Linked DNA regions of Homo sapiens: region 2 is linked to region 1. The links are chromatin loops, found by intact Hi-C in ENCODE. Cell type or tissue: tibial artery. All regions are shown on one strand. Each heading gives the region's core, and the rest is flanking DNA. Links, peaks and the distances in the headings are about the cores only.

Region 1 (7,763 bases), core at 2,913-5,412:
CGCCCAGAGAGGCTAAATGACTTGCCTAAAGTCATTTGTCATTTAGAGCTCTGGACCAGTGTCCATTAATTTTTATGTTATCAGCCACTGTACACTGCTTAAAGTAAACTCAGCTGGGCACAGTAGCTCACACCTGTAATCCCAGCACTTTGGGAGTTCGAGGTAGGCAGATCACGTGAGGTCAGGAGTTTGAGACCAGCCTGGCCAACATGGTGAACCTCTGTCTCTACTAAAATACAAAAGTTAGCCAGGTGTGGTGGTGCATGCCTGTAATCCCAGCTACTTGGGAGGCTGAGGCATGAGACTCGCTTGAACCCGGGAGGCAGAGGTTGCAGTGAGCCGAGATTGCGCTACTGCACTCCAGCTGGGGCAACAGAGCGAGACTCCATCTCAAAAAAAAAAGAAAAAAGAAACAAAAAAGTAAGCTCAAATAGCCATTCCAACAAAATCCATAAAGTAATAAAGTCATGCAAAACAACCTGGGTTCAGAACAGATTTCTGAGTCTGGCTTTAGAAATACACAATGTGTTGGCTGGGCGCAGTGGCTCACACCTGTAATCCCAGCACTTTGGGAGGCCCAGGCAGGCAGATCACAAGGTCAGAGATCGAGACCATCCTGAATAACACAGTGAAACCCCGTCTCTACTCAAAATACAAAAATTAGCTGGGCGTGGCCGGGCGCAGTGGCTCACACCTGTAATCCCAGCACTTTGGGAGGCCGAGGCGGGTGGATCATGAGGTCATGAGTTCAAGACCAGCTTGGCCAAGATGGTGAAACCCCGTCTCTACTAAAACTACAAAAATTAGCTGGGTGCAGTGGCAGGCGTCTGTAATCCCAGCTACTCGGGAGGCTGAGGCAGGAGAATCGCTTGAACCCGGGTGGTGGAGGTTGTGGTGAGCCAAGATCGTGCCACTGCACTCCAGCCTGGGCGACAGAGTGAGACTCTGTCTCAAACAAACAAACAAACCAACAAAAATTAGCTAGGTGTAGTGGCAGGCACCAGTAGTCCCAGCTACTCGGGAGGCTGAGGCAGGAGAATGGCGTGATTCCAGGAGGCAGAGCTTGCAGTGAGCCAAGATGGGGCCACTATACTCCAGCCTGGGTGACAGAGCGAGACTCCGTCTCAAAAAAAAAAAAAGATAAGAAATACACAGTGTGTTAACAACAAAAAAAGAAAACAGGCCAGGTGCGGTGGCTTACATCTGTAATCCCAACACTTTGGGAGGCCAAGGCGAGTGGATCACTTGAGGTCAGGAGTTCGAGGCCAGCCTGGCCAACATGGTAAAACCCTATCTCTCCTAAAAGTACAAAAATTAGCTGGGCATGGTGGCGGGTGCCTGTAATCCCAGCTACTTGGGAGGCTGAGGCAGTAGGATCACTTGAATCTGGGAGGCAGATATTGCAGTGAGCTGAGATCATGCCACAGCCTGGGTGACAAAGGGAGACTCTGTCTTAAAAAAAAAAGGGGGCCGGGCGCGGTGGCTCATGCCTGTAATCCCAGCACTTTGGGAGGCCGAGGCGGGCAGAACATGAGGTCAGGAGATCGAGACCATCCTGGCTAACACGGTGAAACCCTAGTGAAACCCCGTCTCTACTAAAAATACAAAAAATTAGCCGGATGTGGTGGTGGGCACCTGTAGTCCCAGCTACTTGGCAGGCTGAGGCAGGAGAATGGCGTGAACCTGGGAGGCGGAGCTTGCAGTGAGCCGAGATGGTGCCACTGCACTCCAGCCTGGGCCAAAGTGCGAGACTCCATCTCAAAAAAAAAAAAAAGAAAAAAAAAGAAAAAGAAAACACTGTGGTTTTCTGAAGACATATTTGTTCTCAGCACTTCATTGTCTTATGGCTCAAAATGCAGACACGTGTGACCTGGGCCAAGCTGAGGTTCCTACACTTTCACTATTTACGTATCCTTTTGAGCTGAAGTCAAATGTCAAATCACAGGTATGGGTAAAGTCTGGGCTTGGAGACAAGTGGACCTGGGTTCAAATCCAGCTTTGTGTGAGCTGTACCAAACTATTCATCTTTATGTGTGTCAGTAAATTGTGAATATAAAGTTATATATTCCTGGTAAAAGGATGGTAAAGTCTTTACCTTTACCATAGAGGTATTTTTTGGTGAGCACTGAATGAGATATTGTATATAATATGCTCGCCACATAAATGTTAACTTTCTTTTTCCTTCCATGTAAGAGCTGAAGGGACTTCACAACCGAGGCTCTGAGTGAGGTCAGTCAAGCGAGCCCATTTGTTTGAATTTGTTTGAACTGGGTTCTCAGGAGTGAAATTCTCCATCACTCTGCTGGACAGAGTGATTTTTAGTAGAGACGGGGGTTTCACCGTGTTAGCCAGGATGGTCTCGATCTCCTGACCTCATGATCTGCCCGCCTCGGCCTCCCAAAGTGCTGGGATTACAGGCACCGCGCCCAGCCTATTTGTTTTTATTTAATGCAAAACAAAATTTATTGCACTTTAGTTCAGAGTTACAAGGTTTTTGTTGTTGTTGTTTTGTTTTAGAGACAAGATTTTCCTGGGTGGCCCAGACTGGAGTGCAGTGGCTATTCACAGGTGCAGTCATGGCTCACTGAAGCCTCTAACTTCTGGGCTCAAGCGAGCCCCCTCTCAGCCTCCCGGGTAGCTGGAACCACAGGCACGAGTCACCACACCCGGGAAAGGCCAATTTTTAAGTTGGTTTAACTGACCTGTGTTCCCACCCACAACTACCGGAACACTTCTAAGTTTCTACTTACTGGCCTGTTCCAGCAACACAAAAATGGCAGGCCTGCCACATCAGGATCAAAGGTAATTAGTATTACAAATTAGTAATTTGCAGCGATTATCTAATTAATATCCATCCAGAGTTCCAAAATATAGTGGAAGAGGCTAATCAGAGATACCAAGATCCACTGGATCTCGGCCTGCCACCGCCCCCCACGCCCTGGCAGCTCTGTCCCTTTACCTTCTACAGACCCGTCCAAAGGGTAGCTCCTCATAGCTCTCACCCTGCACGGCAGGGAGCTCAGTCCCCAAAGCCTTCCCTCCGCTGTTCCCGGCTTCGCTGGAGCCGTCCTTCCCTCAGCCCCGGCTGGCTTCTCGGCTAGGCCCTCTGCATGTGTAGCGTCAGGCAATGGTAAGAACTGCGGGAAAATAGCGGGTGAAGGGATGCTGGTTTGGAGAGAGAGGGGACGGCAATTTTAGATAAAATCACCAGGGAAACCTCTCCCATGGGAAACACTGAAACGGAACCCTGCGGGATGAGAGTGAGCCACACGCTATCTGTGGAAAAGCGGTGCAGACGCAGGTCAGTGGGGTCATCCCTTGCTCTGTATCTTTCACACCTGCGCAGCCGGGTCCAGGGGTCAGAAAACAAAGAAAAATTATGCAAGAAAGGAGGCAGCCTTAGGCCGGGCGCGGTGGCTCACGCCTGTAATCCCAGCACTTTGGGAGGCCGAGGCGGGCGGATCGCCTGAGGTCAGGAGTTCAAGACCAGCCTGACCAACATGGAGAACCCCTGTCTCTAGTAAAAATACAAAATTATCTGGGCGTGGTGGCGCATGCCTGCAATCCCAGCTACTCGGGAGGCTGAAGTAGGAGAATCGCTTGAACCCGGGAGGCGGAGGTTGCAGTGAGTCGAGATTGCGCCACTGTACCCCAGCCTGGGCAATAAGAGCGAAACTCTGCCTCAAAAAAGAAAAAAAACGAGGCAGCCTTTCCAGCACCCAGAGCCCCGCCCTCTCCGGCCCCGATTCCCAGGGCTCCGCCCCTTGCCTCACATTCCCTCCGCTCCGCCCTAATCGGTTCCGCCCAGTCCCTTGGTCCGGGGATGGCCCCGCCTTAAGGACCATGACTCCGCCCCTCTCCGCTCTCCGTAGTTACGAAGCTGGGCGTCAACGATTGGGCTGAGTCGGAGACTTCCTTTCCTGATTGGCCGTGTTGTACGGCGGCTTCTCGCGCAGCTGATGACCTGGAAGTGATGCCTAAAGCTGTGGACCGCGTGGGCTCGCCTCCCTGGGACTAGGTTTCAGCGGCCGCTGCGATGACCAAAATAAAGGCAGATCCCGACGGGCCCGAGGCTCAGGCGGAGGCGTGTTCCGGGGAGCGCACCTACCAGGAGCTGCTGGTCAACCAGAACCCCATCGCGCAGCCCCTGGCTTCTCGCCGCCTCACGCGGAAGCTCTACAAATGCATCAAGAAAGGTGAGGCGGACGGCGGCGTGGCCGGGATGGGTGCGCGGGTGGGATGGGTGCGCGGGTGGCTGAGCGAGGCCCCCGACCGACTCTTCTGTCGTTGCAGCGGTGAAGCAGAAGCAGATTCGGCGCGGGGTGAAAGAGGTTCAGAAATTTGTCAACAAAGGAGAAAAAGGGTAAGAACCTTCCTTCCTCTGGATTTTGCATTTCTAAACGTTAACGGAGAAATCTCTACTTAGTAGGCGCGCAGTAAAAAGGTTAACTCTGACCTAGCCCCATATACAGAAGCCAATCAAGCAGTCGGTAAAGTCCCTTTGGTACAATACCGGTACGACAATACCGGTACACCACGTATACCAGCTCAAAGTGAATTCCAAAGTGAAGCGAATTGTGTAAGCAAAGTCCCTTAGAGTAAACCCACCTTCATTAATTCAGGGACCCTCCTCCCCGGGCTCCGCTCCTTGCCTCAGATTACCTCCGGCCCCCGCCCTAATCCTCTCAGCCCTGAATCTCAGTCCTAGGGATGACCCCTCTCCGGCTCTGTATTTAAGGAACTGAACGTTAACGTTTTTGTTTGTTTTTGAGATGGGTCTAGCTCTCACCCAGGTTGGAGTGCGGTGGTGCGATCACAGCTCGCTGCAGCCTCGTCCCCCTGGGCTCAAGCGATCCTCCCACCTCAGCCTCCCGAATAGCTGAGACCACCGGCTTGCGCCACGCCTGGCTGTTGTTATTGTTGTTTTGCAGAGACAGAGGAGTCTCGCCATGTTGCCCGGGCTGGTCTTGAACTCCTGGGCTCAAGGAATCCTCCTGCCTCAGCCTCCCGAAGCGTTGGGATTACAGGCATGAGCCACCGCGCCTGGCAGCCTTAACAATTGAATGTACTCTTTTTCAGGCACTGTGTTATGGGGGAAACAGTGACATTCATTCATCAGATAATGACACACACACAACTAATTACACGTTGTGATAGATAGCCATGAAGGAAAATAACAGAGTGCAATGATAACTTCATCACCCCACTTTTCTTAATGGCATTTATCAAAGTTTGAACCTTGTTTACATTTTTCTTCCCTTTATCACCCTCTCAGGCCAGATGGTAAGCTCCTTCAGAACAGGGCCTCCTTGCTTTATCCCAAGAAGTGAAACTGTAGGTGCTCAAGAGATCAATAATGTTGGGCAGACTTGATGCTCAACGGCATCTAACCTAGCTGGGGAGGGCGCATCTGGGGAAGTTTCCCTCAGCAGTCACATTTGAGCTGAGGTCTTAAGACACAGGGATTAATTGGGGGGTGGGTGGGAGGATTCTGCCAGAAGAAAGAGTGGGCCTCTGGGCAGGAGAGGGTCTGGTGAGCAGAAGTGCTACCTTCTTAGGGGGCCTTGTAGGACACAGTAAATTTAGTTTTTATACTCAGCACTTTGGAGGCTATTAGGGGTTAAAGCCAGGAAGTGACATAATTTTTATTATTTTTTACACCCTAAGATTTTTCTGACAATTGAAGAAAGGATTAGAGAGGTACGAGTAGGTTTGGGAAAGTTCAGGTAGTAGACTACTGTAGTCCTGGAGAGGTGATGGTGGAGACAGAGTTAAAGGGGACAGATTTGAAAGGACTTTCAGATGTGGAGAATGGGGAGGTATTGACGACTTCTAGGTTCTGACATGCCCAGCTGGAGGGACAGAGGGCCCAATCTTGAGATGTGAACAGTGGAGGGGGACCAGATTTGTGTAGAAAGATCACAAATTTGGGTCTGGGTAAGTTTTTGAGGTGCTGTAGAGACACATGACTTCCACCCCGCCCCACACCAGGAGAACTGTCAAACAGGCAGATGGCTATAGGGGTTTGGAGCATGGAAGAGAGAGGGCCAGGCTGGAGATAGTACATCTGGGAGTTTTCAGCACATAGATGGCACCTGACCCCATGGCAGTGGCTCCGGTCAGCCAGGAAGAAGGTCCTGAGAGGAGAGGGCAGCCGAGGACAAGGCTGTGAGGAACACTCACAGTGAAAGGCGCTTAACAGAAGGGGAGCCAGCAGAGGGCCCAGAGGAGCACTAGGAGTGCGGAAGCATTCTTTCAGCCGAGGGCTCTGTCCTTGTGTGTCCGCCTGTTATCCAGCATGGGAGAGCAGACTTTTCCTTCTGTGTCTTAGGCTCCTGAGGCCCTTGCCCCCCAGCCTTGACACCTGGCCAGCTAGGAACCCTGGCTGAGTCTCTGGCAAGCTTTCATTGCCTCACTGTCACTCTTGGGACAGAGCCCATGCTTCTTAGCCTGGTACTCAAGGTCTTGGGGGTGTCCCCTGCCAGTCTCTCGGCTGTGTCTGGTGCCGTTCTGATTCTCACACCACATGCTCTCCCCCGCCCCAGCCCCTCCGTGGGCTGCCTGCCACACAGTCATCCATCAGCGTGCTGTTCAAGTGTCACCTCCTGGTTGAACCCTTTTTTGACTCTCCAAAGAGAGCTGAGCTCATACACCTTGGCACCCATCCTGTACTTCACCTGTCCGAGCACTACATCACTTTGGTGGCACCTGTATGTTGCCAAGAGGTAGAGATCACCCCCAAATAGTGTGCTCACCAAACACAATTTTGTCTCTATCCCTAAGACCCAGCCCAGGGCAGCACTTAAAACTGAAAGAAGGAAGGAGCAAGCCAGAGATGACAGTGTTTTCTCTCATTTCAGGATCATGGTTTTGGCAGGAGACACACTGCCCATTGAGGTATACTGCCATCTCCCAGTCATGTGTGAGGACCGAAATTTGCCCTATGTCTATATCCCCTCTAAGACGGTAAGGAGCACGTGGCCCCCTGACCTTGCTCAGCACTGGGGTGTCTGGGATAGTCTGCCATAGCAGGAGAGTGTGGGAAAGAGCCAGGAGTGTTGGAGCTAAGACAGGCCTGGATGGATTCTCAGCTCCACATCTTCTTAGTTTTGGGACTACAGATATGTTACTTCTTGCATTTCAGTTCCCATCTTGTAAAGTGGGAATCCCAGCCCAGGCGCTGTGGCTCACACCTGTAATCCTAGTGCTTTGGGAGGCCAAGACAGGAGGATCAGTTGAGGACAGGAGTTCAGGAATAACCTGCGCAACAAAGTGAGACTCCATCTCTACAAAAAAAATTTTTTTAATTAGCTGGGTGTGGTGGCACATGCCTGTAGTCCCAGCCACTTGGGAGGCTAAAGCAGGAGATCACTTGAACCCAGGAGTTCAAGGCTGCAGTGAGCCATGATCATACACCACCACACTCCAGACTGCATGACAGAGTGAGGCCCTGTCTCAAAAAAAAAAAATAGAGGCTGGGGGTGGATCTTGGGTACCTACAGTATCACTTCTTGGGATAAAGCAGGAGGCCCTGTTCTGAAGGAACTTACCGTTTGGCCTGATGGTAAGAACCAAATAGTCAGTTATCTGTGGACTATGAGAATAAAGAGATAGATGTATGTGAAAGAGCTTTGTAAGCTAAGATGCTTCACCCATGTTAGTCCGGTTAGGTGGGTTTAGGCTCAGAGGGACCTGTAGCTGTCCTTATCTTACGTAACAGGGGCCAGATCTGAGGCACAGGAAGTGGGGGTGGCAGGGACCGG
Region 2 (4,250 bases), core at 1-2,500, 550 kb after region 1:
GCGGTCGGACAGATGCAGGGGTCTCTGCTCACATAATTACGGAGGACTCCTGCCCAGGTCGAACGCTAGTCCACGCTTTCTATTATATTCCTGTTTTCCCCTTTCAACACCAAGTCTGAAAAATCCCCAAAAGTACAAGTTGTGGCCACTAAATTCCAGAATCTTATGGCACCTGACGGACTTAAGAAACATGAAGGAAATGAGGTGTCATTCACGAGGAGGAGATCCAGTCATGTGTTCTGTGAGAAGACTTACAGGGACACATCTCAAGTGCCCCACGAATGGAGGCAGTCAAATCGCTTTCCCCATTCTGCTTTAGTGAGAAACAAAATTAGCTAAGGTGTGGGCCAAGCTCGCATCTTTCACGTAGGGCCAATACAGCTGCACAGGAAATGGACTAATGCGTGTATAAGGAGTGTCTAGTACGTGCCAGGCAGTGACCAGCCAGGCAGAGCACGGAGCTTCTGTCTGGTGGGTTCTGCTGGTGGCCTGCGAAGGATGGGGGGAAGTGTTAAGGAGGAAGGGTAGGGTCTGAGGCTATATGGATGTGATGAGGAAGGCAGAGACCAGAGAAACGGAATACACGTCCTCAGGGATCAGAGACAAATTGAGAAACACAAATCCATGGTGAGAGGTCAGCGGAGTCAGAGACCCGCATGCAGATAGAGGGAGGCTGGTGGAGAAACACAGACACAACGAAACACATAACGAGAGAGACTAGCAAAGAGGGGATCAGAAACTCACAAAGGGAAGTCAATGGAGAAATACGGACCCACGGGCCGGGGGGAAGGTGCTGGGGGAAGGACGAGTGCCGCGGAAAGGGAGAGGGGGCGGGGGAGGCAGAGACCCACAGGGACAGACAGAAACCGGAACAGAGCGCCAGGGACCCACAGGGAGAACCACACGCCCTCACAGAAACCCGCAGACATGGAGACGTGATGGCCTCGGGTTCCCAGATTCCGCCGGCGGCCGAGAAGGGAGCGGCGCCCGGGAGGACGGGGCCCGGGCCCACCGCCGCCGCTCACCTGCCGTCCTCCCAGGGCAGCTGCGCCGCTTTCCTCCGCGAGGGGAACATCGTGCGGAGAGGCGGCGGCGCATGGGGCAGGCGCTCGCAGCCCGGCCGGCCCGGCCTCCCGGGCCTACGCGGCGCCTCCGCCTCCCGCTCCGCCCAGGCCTGTCCGCCCCGCCCCCCGGTCCGCCGGGTCCGCCGCTCCGGCCGCGCCGCCAGCTCCCGGAGCCGCCGCCTCCAAGGTTCTGCTTGCGAGCAGCGCGGGCGCGCCTCCCTCTCTGGGCGGCTCCTTCCTAGCCGCCCCGGGACCCGCCTGGAAGCCCGAGAAACTGAAGCCCAGAGGCCCAGGGCCTCCCAACAAATCACTGGGCTGGGACTGGACCTAAGAGTCCAGACTCCCAAACCAACGCTCGGGGAGAATCTGCATCTCCGTCCTCTTTCCGAGGGGAGGCGGGAGCGTCCCGGGGTCCCCGTCTCGGCCCAGGCGGCGCGTTCTCCGCGCAAGCTTGGAGGGGCAAAGCCAAGCTCACGGCTCGGCGCTGAGTTCAGCTGACAGCCCGCGCAGGCGTTAGGAGCCGAGCCCTGAAGACAAGTTGACTGAATTTGAAACCCGACTCTGCTTGCCGGGCGCGGTGGCTCACGCCTGTAATCCCAGCACTTTGGGAGGCCGAGGCGGGCGGATCACGAGGTCAGGAGAGCGAGACCATCCTGGCTAACACGGTGAAACCCCGTCTCTACTAAAAATACAAAAAATTAGCCGGGCGTGGTGGCGGGCGCCTGTTAGTCCCAGCTACTCGGGAGGCTGAGGCAGGAGCATGGTGTGAACCCAGGAGGCGGAGCTTGCAGTGAGTCGAGATCGCACCACTGCACTCCAGCCTGGGTGACAGGGCGAGACTCCGTCAAAAAAAAAAGAAAAGAAAAAGAAAAAGAAACTAGACTCTGCCAATTCAGCTGTGTTTTGACCAAGCCACATCTCTGCATCTGTTTCCTCACCTGGGTATATCAATGGCTCCTATTCTATATGGTAGCTGTGGGGATTCAAGGAGAAAGTGCAAACACTTGTGCAGCGCTAGGCACACAGTTCAACGCCATATAAATGACAGCTGTCATCCAGGAAAAGGGTACTTTGGTGGAGCTGAGAACTGAAGAAGGGAATAGGAGACTGAGTTCCCATATCTGCCCCGTCACCGTGGGAACTTAACCATCCCCCTCACCCCCAGCCCCCCCACCCCTCCTACTAGCCTCCTACCTGGGGAAAGAAAGCGGCAATTGTTAGACTTGACCTCCTCTGCTCTTCCAGGCAAACTTTTAAGTTTCCTAATAGATAGCAAACATCTATTAAGTTCTTATTATGTGCCAGTCATTGTTAATAGTTCTTACTACATGAGGGTTATCTCACGTAGTCCTTATCGGTAGGTGCTTATCCCCAAGTTAAAATTGAGAGAACTGAGGCACAGAGAGGCAAATCAGGTAGTTTGGTTGCAAATCTATGGGTTTGGGGTTTTTGTTTTGTTCTTCCCCACAATCTATGATCTTAATCACTCTGCTCCAGAGAGAACTTCACCGTGGGTGGGAAATGAATCATTCCCAGTAACCCCTTTACCCCGTAAACCTGGAAGTATATAATCCACCCATTCCCCTTCCTGTTGACTCCCCCAGGGCACTGCATCCTACCCCAGAACCGTGGTCAATGCACAGCCCATCTAAAGGGGACCACTCCATCCGGTTAGCTGTTACTATATCAGGATGAAGCTCTACTTCAGATTGTCAGATTCACACTCTCAAGAAATCAGATCTCAAATGAAAACCCAAATTATCTAATTTTTAAATGTGATATCCAGCTAAGAGCCATGTTGATAATGACACTTCAACTCTGATCTCTTTTCTACTTTTTTATTTTATTTTATTTTATTTATTTATTTATTTTTTGAGACAGAGTCTCACTCTGTCAGTCAGGCTGGAGTGCAGTGGCACGATCTCGGCTCACTGCAACCTCTGCCTCCCGGGGTCAAGCAATTCTCCTGTCTCAGCCTTCCGAGTAGCTGGGATTACAGGCGCCTGCCACCACGCCTGGCTAATTTTTGTATTTTTAGTAGAGACGGGGTTTTACCATGTTGGCGGCTGGTCTCGAACTCCTGACCTCAGGTGATCCGCCTGCCTCTGCCTCCCAAAGTGCTGCGATTACAGGCGTGAGCCACCATGCCCAGCCTGTGGTCTCTTTTCAAAAACCCACAACTCTAGTCTAATCATGAGAAAAACATCAGACAAATCCTAGCTGAGAAATCGTACAAAATACCTGACCTGTACTCCTCAAAACAGTCAAGGAATCATCAAAAACAAGGAAGGTCTAAGAAACTGTCACAGCCAAAAGGAGCCTAAGGAGACACAGTGACTAAATGTGATGTGGAATCCTGGAACAGAAAAAGGACAGTAGGTAAAAACTAAGGAAGTCTGGATAAAGTAATGCATGATGTTACTAATAGGGAAAATGTCTTCACAATTTTTCTGCACTTTTAAAGCTGTTCTTTAAAAATACTTTTTTTTTTTTTTTTGACATGGAGACTTGCTCCGTTGCTCAGGCTGGAGTGCAGTGAAGTGATCTCGGCTCACTGCAAGCTCCGCCTCCTGGGTTCACGCCATTCTCCTGCCTCAGCCTCCCAAGGAGCTGGGACTACAGGCGCCCACCACCACGCCTGGCTAATTTTTTGTATTTTTTTTTTTTTTTTTTTTTGTAGAGATGGGGTTTCATCATGTTAGCCAGGTTGGTCTCGATCTCCTGACCTCGTGATCTGCTCGCCTTGGCCTCCCAAAGTGTTGGGGTTACAGGTGTGAGCCACCGCTCCCGGCCTTTTTTTTTTTTTTTTTTTGAGACAGAGTCTCACTGTAGCCCAGGTTGGAGTGTAGTGGTGTGATCTTGGCTCACTGCAACCTCTGTCTCCTGGGTTCAAGCAATTCTGCCGCCTCAGCCTCCCAAGTAGCTGGGATTTCAGGCATGCGCCACCACACCTGGCTCATTTTTTGTATTTTTAGTAGAGATGAGGTTTCACCATGTTGGCCAGGCTGGTCTCAAACTCCTGGCCTCAGGCCATCCACCTACCTCAGCCTCCCAAAGTGCTGGGATTACAGGTGTGAACCACCGTGCCCGCCAAAAAACTTTTTTTTTTCATGTGGAAGAATTAGTTGGCAGCATGAGCCCAGATTGCATCATCCCATTAGGGGAAGCAGCCCCCAAACTTGTCTC

The links. Hi-C counts contacts between places; a loop is a spot of excess contacts. Peaks named below come from ENCODE experiments on the same cell type or tissue, not always from the same donor. Only the 100,000 strongest peaks of a DNase experiment are listed, where the experiment ranks them.
Region 2: a loop joins it to region 1, with 4 times the contacts of the local background. A loop is called at or near these places in 25 of 110 quality-filtered maps.

What each region holds. Positions count from the first base shown.
Region 1 is chr5:178,150,091-178,157,853 of GRCh38, reverse strand. NHP2 (NHP2 ribonucleoprotein) reads left to right here and starts at 3,969. Exons shown (of 4, transcript NM_017838.4): 1 at 3,969-4,196; 2 at 4,294-4,363; 3 at 6,861-6,966. The coding sequence starts at 4,037. It overlaps RMND5B (required for meiotic nuclear division 5 homolog B), which reads right to left. Exons shown (of 11, transcript NM_022762.5): 11 at 7,286-7,763. RefSeq lists an enhancer at 6,401-6,902. In tibial artery, for the core only: no CTCF peak of the experiment used is centred there; DNase peaks (open chromatin) are centred at 3,323, 3,853 and 4,643; H3K4me3 peaks cover 1,957 bases; H3K27ac peaks cover 2,192 bases.
Region 2 is chr5:177,597,036-177,601,285 of GRCh38, reverse strand. It overlaps B4GALT7 (beta-1,4-galactosyltransferase 7), which reads right to left and starts at 1,154. Exons shown (of 6, transcript NM_007255.3): 1 at 1,026-1,154. The coding sequence starts at 1,075. It overlaps TMED9 (transmembrane p24 trafficking protein 9), which reads right to left. Exons shown (of 5, transcript NM_017510.6): 5 at 4,044-4,250. RefSeq lists a silencer at 802-1,341 and enhancers at 1,522-1,701, 1,902-2,001. In tibial artery, for the core only: a CTCF peak has its summit at 1,046; a DNase peak (open chromatin) is centred at 1,208; H3K4me3 peaks cover 2,138 bases; H3K27ac peaks cover 2,010 bases.